2 separate regions of the Homo sapiens genome follow, and region 1 is linked to region 2. A link is a loop called in an ENCODE intact Hi-C map of the cell type or tissue named here. Cell type or tissue: Caco-2. All regions are shown on one strand.

Region 1 (4,000 bases), 220 kb before region 2:
ATATTGTTTAAATAAATTAAAGAAGATATAAACAAATGGAGAAATATAAAATGTTTATGGATTGGAAGACTCAATATTTTTTAAGGAAATCATTCTCTCCAAATTGATCTATGACATCAATGCAATCCCAATAAAAATCTCTCAGGGTTTTTTTTTTGTGTGTCAAAAATGACAATCTGGTTCCAAAATTTATATGGAAGTTAACAGACTTAGGATAGCACAAAACAATTTCAAAATAGAACAACAAAGTTGGAGGACTTATACTGCATCATTTCAAGACTTACTATAAAGTGAGGATAATCCAGTGTGCAACTGACACAGCAAAGACATACAGATAAAAGAAACAGATAGGAAATATAGAAACAAACACATGACAAATCGAACTTTGATAAAAGTGCCAATATATTTAAATATGAATTTTTTTTCAACAACAGATACCGGAGCAATGAGACATCCATATGGATGTGACCTCTGTCTCACACCATATACAAAACTTAAATCAAAATGTATCAGGGATAAAAAGTTAAAGCTAAAACTGTAAAACTTCTAGAAAAAAACATGGGCTAGGATTCTTCATATTTTTGAAGTAGACAAAGATTTTTGGATAGAGCACAAAACAAAACAAAACCACAAAGAAAAAAATTAATAAATTGGTCTTCATCAAATTTTAAAATTTCTGCTGGGGAGTGAGGGATAAAAGACTACAAATTGGGGTACAATGTATACTGCTTGGGTGATGGATGCACCAAAATCTCACAAATCACCACTAAAGAACTTACTCATGTAACCAAATACCACCTGCTCTGCAAAAACCTATGGAAATAAAAAGATAATAAAATAAAAATAAATAAAATAACATTTCTGCTCTTACTAAAAGGCAAATTACCAACTGCAAGAAAATATTTGCAATGCATGTACTTAACAAGAGTACATACTGTATAATTCCATTCATATTAAATTGATTTTTCATATCAATCTTATATCTTGTGGCCTCACTGAATTAAAGTATTAATTCTAGTAGCTTTTTATTAGATTCATTAGGATTTTTTAATATACACAATTATGTCACCTGACCTCATTTACTTCTTATTTTTCAATCTCTATTTCTTTTTTTTTTCTTTTTTAGAAACAGGATCTCACTCTGTTGCCTAGGCTAGAGTGCAGTGATGTGATTATAGCTCACTGTGGCCTTGAACTCATGGGCTCAAGTGAGCCTCCCACCTCAGCCTCCCAAGTAGCTGGGACTACAGGTGCATGCCACCATGCCTGGCTATTTTGTCAACATTGTTTATAGAGACAGGGTCTCACTATAGTGCCCAAGTTGGTCTCTAACTCCTGACCTCAAGTGATCCTCATGCGTTGGCCTCCCAAAGTTCTGGGATTACAGGCATGAGCCATCACACCCAGCCCCAATCTGCATTTCTTTTCTTTCTTTCTCTTACCTTATTTCACAAATTAGATCTCCAACACAAAGTTGCATAGAAGTGGTGAAAATTAGGGGAGGAGCCAAGATGGCCGAATAGGAACAGCTCCGGTATACAGCTCCCAGCGTGAGCAACGCAGAAGACAGGTGATTTCTGCATTTCCATCAGAGGTACCCGGTTCATCTCACTAGGGAGTACCAGACAGTGGGCGCAGGTCAGTGGGTGCGCGCACCGTGCGCGAGCCGAAGCAGGGCGAGGCATTGCCTCACTTGGGAAGCGCAAGGGGTCAGGGAGTTCCCTTTCTGAGTCAAAGAAAGGGGTGACGGACGGCACCTGGTAAATCGGGTCACTCCCACCAGAATACTGCGCTTTTCCGATGGGCTTAAAAAACGGCGCACCACGAGATTATATCCGGCACCTGGCTCAGAGGGTCCTACGCCCAGGGAGTCTCGCTGATTGCTAGCACAGCAGTCTGAGATCAAACTGCAAGGCGGCAGCGAGGCTGGGGGAGGGGCGCCCGCCATTGCCCAGGCTTGATTAGGTAAACAAAGCAGCCGGGAAGCTCGAACTGGGTGGAGCCCACCACAGCTCAAGGAGGCCTGCCTACCTCTGTAGGCTCCACCTCTGGGGGCAGGGCACAGACAAACAAAAAGACAGCAGTAACCTCTGCAGACTTAAATGTCCCTGTCTGACAGCTTTGAGGAGAGCAGTGGTTCTCCCAGCACGCAGCTGGAGATCTGAGAACGGGCAGACTGCCTCCTCAAGTGGGTCCCTGACCCCTGACCCCCGAGCAGCCTAACTGGGAGGCACCCCCCAGCAGGGGCACACTGACACCTCACACGGCAGGGTACTCCAACAGACCTGCAGCTGAGGGTCCTCTCTGTTAGAAGGAAAGCTAACAAACAGAAAGGGCATCCACACCAAAAACCCATCTGTACATCACCATCATCAAAGACCAAAAGTAGATAAAACCACAAAGATGGGGAAAAAACAGAACAGAAAAACTGGAAACTCTAAAAAGCAGAGCGCCTCTCCTCCTCCAAAGGAACGCAGTTCCTCACCAGCAACAGAACAAAGCTGGATGGAGAATGATTTTGACGAGCTGAGAGAAGAAGGCTTCAGACGATCAAATTACTCTGAGCTACAGGAGGACATTCAAACCAAAGGCAAAGAAGTTGAAAACTTTGAAAAAAATTTAGAAGAATGTATAACTAGAATAACCAATACAAAGAAGTGCTTAAAGGAGCTGATGGAGCTGAAAACCAAGGCTTGAGAACTACGTGAAGAATGCAGAAGCCTCAGGAGCCGATGCAATCAACTGGAAGAAAGGGTATCAGCAATGGAAGATGAAATGAATGAAATGAAGCGAGAAGGGAAGGTTAGAGAAAAAAGAATAAAAAGAAATGAGCAAAGCCTCCAAGAAATATGGGACTATGTGAAAAGACCAAATCTACGTCTGATTGGTGTACCTGAAAGTGATGGGGAGAATGGAACCAAGTTGGAAAACACTCTACAGGATATTATCCAGGAGAACTTCCCCAATCTAGCAAGGCAGGCCAACGTTCAGATTCAGGAAATACAGAGAACGCCACAAAGATACTCCTCGAGAAGAGCAACTCCAAGACACATAATTGTCAGATTCACCAAAGCTGAAATGAAGGAAAAAATGTTAAGGGCAGCCAGAGAGAAAGGTCGGGTTACCCTCAAAGGGAAGCCCATCAGACTAACAGCGGATCTCTCGGCAGAAACCCTACAAGCCAGAAGAGAGTGGGGGCCAATATTCAACATTCTTAAAGAAAGGAATTTTCAACCTAGAATTTCATATCCAGCCAAACTAAGCTTCATAAGTGAAGGAGAAATAAAATCCTTTACAGACAAGCAAATGCTGAGAGATTTTGTCACCAGCAGGCCTGCCCTAAAAGAGCTCCTGAAGGAAGCACTAAACATGGAAAGGAACAACCGGTACCAGCTGCTGCAAAATCATGCCAAAATGTAAAGACCATTGAGACTAGGAAGAAACTGCATCAACTAATGAGCAAAATAACCAGCTAACATCATAATGACAGGATCAAATTCACACATAACAATATTAACTTTAAATGTAAATGGACTAAATGCTCCAATTAAGACACAGACTGGAAAATTGGATAAAGAGTCAAGACCCATCAGTGTGCTGTATTCAGGAAACCCATCTCATGTGCAGAGACACACATAGGCTCAAAATAAAAGGATGGAGGAAGATCTACCAAGCCAATGGAAAACAAAAAAAGACAGGGGTTGCAATCCTAGTCTCTGATAAAACAGACTTTAAACCAACAAAGATCAAAAGAGACAAAGAAGGCCATTACATAATGGTAAAGGGATCAATTCAGCAAGAAGAGCTAACTATCCTAAATATATATGCACCCAATACAGGAGCACCAAGATTCATAAAGCAAGTCCTGAGTGACCTACAGAGACTTAGACTCCCACACATTAATAACGGGAGACTTTAACATCCCACTGTCAACATTAGACAGATCAACGAGACAGAAAGTCAACAAGGATACCCAGGAATTGAACTCAGCTCTGCACCA
Region 2 (4,000 bases):
TACATGATTCCATGAGGTGCTTAGAGTAACCAAACTCACAGAGACACAGAGTAGAATAATGGTTGCCAGGGACCAAGGAGGGAGGAATGGGGAGTTACTGTTTGACAGATATAGTTTCAGTTTCACGTGAGTTCTGTGGATAGATGATGGTGATAGTAGCACAAGGTGAATGCACTTAACATACACTTAAAAATTAGTAAGTTTTATGTTATCTGTAACACAAATTAAAATTTTGATTTGTAATTTAAAAAAATGTCATTCTAATATATACCCTCCAAGTAAATACATCCTAATGAAGTTATTAACTTACCTCTGGAAGACATTCCGGCATGTTCACACCTCTTCTCTTATTGGGCTACTGTTAACTCTACCTTTTAATCTTGTGTACAAGCAGTGAAAAAACCGAGAACGGACTCTCCCAAGCAGCAAGGGCGGATGCATAAGACCACTTTACACTCACGTGGAACCTTTCACTCAACAAAATGCTTTAACATCCTCCTTCCCGTTTACACTCACAACACCCCCCTGTGAGAAAGGCAGGTCAGAGAGATTTGTTACCCTCACCTTACAGCTGGAGAAACTGACTGAAAAAAAAACACAAAAAAACAAAAAAATCACAGCCAAAGGAAGAAACAAATTTTCTTATACCAAATTCAAGCTGTAAGACATCCTTATGATGTCTTACATAAGTTCATGAGTAGATTTAAAAAGCAAATTCAATTTACAAATTAGTTTTGTGCTTCTATTGCTCCCATAAGAAAATGCATAATGTTACACAGATCTTTTTTATATTTTGAAAAACAATTTCACTGTTTGACTTGAAAACAGTTTATTTAATTTATACAAATAACTACTAAATACAAAAAGTAGATTAAAACAAAATAGTTATTTTTTTCTGGCAGAGTTTAAATGCACGTAATGGATAATTCTGAAGAAAATGCATTTTCCCCGTAGCGTTCAGGACTAAAATTCTACTGAAATCTTTGCTTCTAAATCAGTAATATATTCGGTGGTGTCACGTGGGTAATGGCTAAATACGTTCTGCATATGAACTGAAAAAAAGTTACAGTCTACACACATACAAATGTGAAGCACTTAAAATGTGATTTTAACTGATAATAAAAGAAAATGTCCATTTTAGAGTATAGTGTTAAAAACATTTCTGTAATAAAATCATAAGACCACATAAAAATAAGCTTTAACATATGCACAAAGCAGTTTTGTAAAAACTACTAAGTGCACAAGTAATAAATAATTTGCAAAGTTGTGTATAAACAATTCCTAATGTTCGGCATCATTGTAAACATCAGCACATGTGTAAAATGCAGCAAAGTCTGACATTACATTTTGTTTTGCCAAATTGAATTCCTATTATCCAAAGACAGACCAGTGGAGTACGCAGCCAACATTTTGGCAAGTTGGGTCTTTAAAATTAAGAGTAACAGTGCAAGTAAGGAATGCAAAGAATTCCTAGTGCAATAAAGAAGAGAAGCACAGGCAATATTGCTGATTAAAAATTCACCACCTCCTTGAGTTTCCCGTGGGGAGTGTCTAGGAGACTTGTGAAAGCTATGCAAAGCCACTGACTTAATGCCCAGATCTCTTTTAGGATTTCTCTGTGTTCCTCCAGTCCCTACCTTTGCAACAGTGTCTGTCCAACATTAGTCTCTGCAGTGTGAACAGTTCGTGAAATGCCCAGTTCACAGTCATCGAGCGAGGTTAGGGTGGTTTTGATGTCTCCCCAACACATGGCTGGGTACGACGTCTGCCTTGTCAAAGCAGCCATTTGGGGAGGGAGACAGATGGATTCCATTCTGACAACCAGTCAGGCCAGCATTAGGTCCCAGCTGGACAATGACAACAACGTCAAATCTTCCTTCTTGACACTATGAAAATGTCAACAGTCAGTTTTCAATTTGTCGAGGGAATTATCAATTTTGGTCAAAGTCTTTTTGATACGCAGTGCTGTGAGTCTTGCGGATGGATTTTGATACCAGCATTCTTTCATTAGCTTGGCCAGAGAGGTTAATGTCTGAGGAGAGAAAGAACAAACACCACAATGACAAACTGGCTTTTTAATGGCCCTGGAAGCTGGGCTGATATCATGTCTACTATTCTGAAGAACTCGCAGGTCTTGTGAAATTAGAGTTATGTTACTGTCATCTTCTTCAAGCAAATATTCAACCTTTAACCACTGATAAAGAGGCCATTCTTAGAATTTCATGAACTCTGTCCTTTGGACTCTTAATGCTACCAATTTATTAGGTAAACGACATAGGCCAGATTGGACCCCTTAATGATTTTATGGGTGCCAAAAGCAGCAATACTAACCTAGAGATAATCCTGAAATTTCCAAATAGGGTCATTTCTCATTGTTTTATACCTGCTACTACTTATGAGTAGCAATACAGGATCTTCAGCATCCAGCAGCTTGTGTTTGGGATTTCAGATATACAGAGATGGAAAGGAGGTTAAAAGCTTCACTTAAAGTCTCTTGGTTTATACATGCAGTCTTAGGGCTAATAGCAGTAGTCATGAGTCTCCCGATTCCTGAAGCTGCATATTCACAGAAATTCTTACAAATATTGTCATTCACTAGCAACCCCTATGAGATATGGCTTCTTCAAGAATGGAGTATTTTTCTGAACTTACTCTTCTAGATCTAAACCCTTCTATATAAAATAGGAAGAGAAAACAACAGATCCACGGGACAGATCACTCAGATGCAATACCAGTTGAAACTCAAAGGGAAACAAATAGCAAACAATGGAAAAGAGCTCTAAAACTGAGAAACTGGCATTCTTACCGGGTCTGAGAACCATCTGTTGGGTATGTTTGGCCTTTGTTGATCCACACAGACTACCTTCCTCATATCTTCAAAACTTGGGTCATTGGGAACCACATCGTAGAACGGTGGCTTGTAATCCTCCACTATACCTGCACACAAGGACAAGAATTGTGTTCGGTTAGCAAGAGAGTACAGGTTGCCCCAAGGTTTCATTGATGGGTGTCACAGGTTATAATGTGACAGAAGAAAATACTAATCACCTTCCTCATACCTCAGGGCAGTCCTGGAAGCTAGAGGTAGGTCCTAAAACAGGTGGGAGAAAAAGGCAATAAATACACACCCTGCATGGTATTGGAAGAAGGATAATTGTTAGAAGGAAATACGTGAAAACTTCTCATGTAATCATAACTATTAGCAAAATTCTCCAACAGTGTATATTAACAGCTCTGTAACGCCCAACAGGGCACTGGAGACATAGAACAAAAATTCCTTTGGTGATAAAAACCACCCAAGCTACCTATGGAAAGTACCTGAATCTAGTGGTTTCAAACCATAAATAGAAATAAAAAGTTGTCCACAAACTAGAGCTAGGGAGTAATAAACCAAGACCATCATCAAAATACCCCTTTCTTTGTTAGAAAAGTATTTTGTTAAGAAAAACATTGCTATAAATTAATCTCTTCCATTAGGAGGGATGCAAATAATATCATAGGAAATACTCATTTCCTCATTCATTCATTCTACATGTACTGAGTACCCTCTAACTACAGGCACAGCTGTCTGACTGATGGCTCTATTATTTACTATCATATTGAAGGCACAAAATAAAATGTAAAGAGGATAGCCATGTGGGAAGGCAGAGGAAAAGAAGGATAAATAATGAACTCTTCCTCTGCCCAAAAGCAAATATGAACAGTAGCTAATACCAGCTTCTGCCCCTGCATGATTTCCAATGGCCTGGAAACTTTTTCTTTTCCAGCAGAATTATATCAACTCCTTAAACAGAAAAATTTTTAACTTCATCATTTGGAATTAGAAAATGGATTCTTCCCCTTCATAGAAATAAAACCAAGACATCTATTATTTCCTTTCCCTCAACAAAGGGTTCAAACAATGAGGTAATAACTTGGTTTACTGCTCTCTTTTCTTCCTCCAGGCGACTTTCTTCTATTCCTAAATACCTAAGAAGTTGTTGGAGGCGACAGAAGGAGT

What was found. Hi-C counts contacts between places; a loop is a spot of excess contacts. Peaks named below come from ENCODE experiments on the same cell type or tissue, not always from the same donor. Only the 100,000 strongest peaks of a DNase experiment are listed, where the experiment ranks them.
Region 1: it touches region 2 in a loop (7-fold over the local background); 1 of 110 quality-filtered maps calls a loop at or near these places.

What each region holds. Positions count from the first base shown.
Region 1 is chr2:157,513,647-157,517,646 of GRCh38, forward strand. No RefSeq gene overlaps it. Among named protein-coding and RNA genes, the nearest start is that of CYTIP, 72 kb to the left of the region's middle. RefSeq lists enhancers at 1,157-1,805, 1,806-2,453. In Caco-2, no CTCF peak of the experiment used is centred here; a DNase peak (open chromatin) is centred at 1,535; H3K4me3 peaks cover 793 bases.
Region 2 is chr2:157,735,634-157,739,633 of GRCh38, forward strand. It overlaps ACVR1 (activin A receptor type 1), which reads right to left. Exons shown (of 11, transcript NM_001111067.4): 10 at 2,807-2,937; 11 at 813-2,032. The coding sequence ends at 1,898. Among named protein-coding and RNA genes, the nearest start is that of ACVR1C, 110 kb to the left of the region's middle. In Caco-2, no CTCF peak of the experiment used is centred here; no DNase peak of the experiment used is centred here.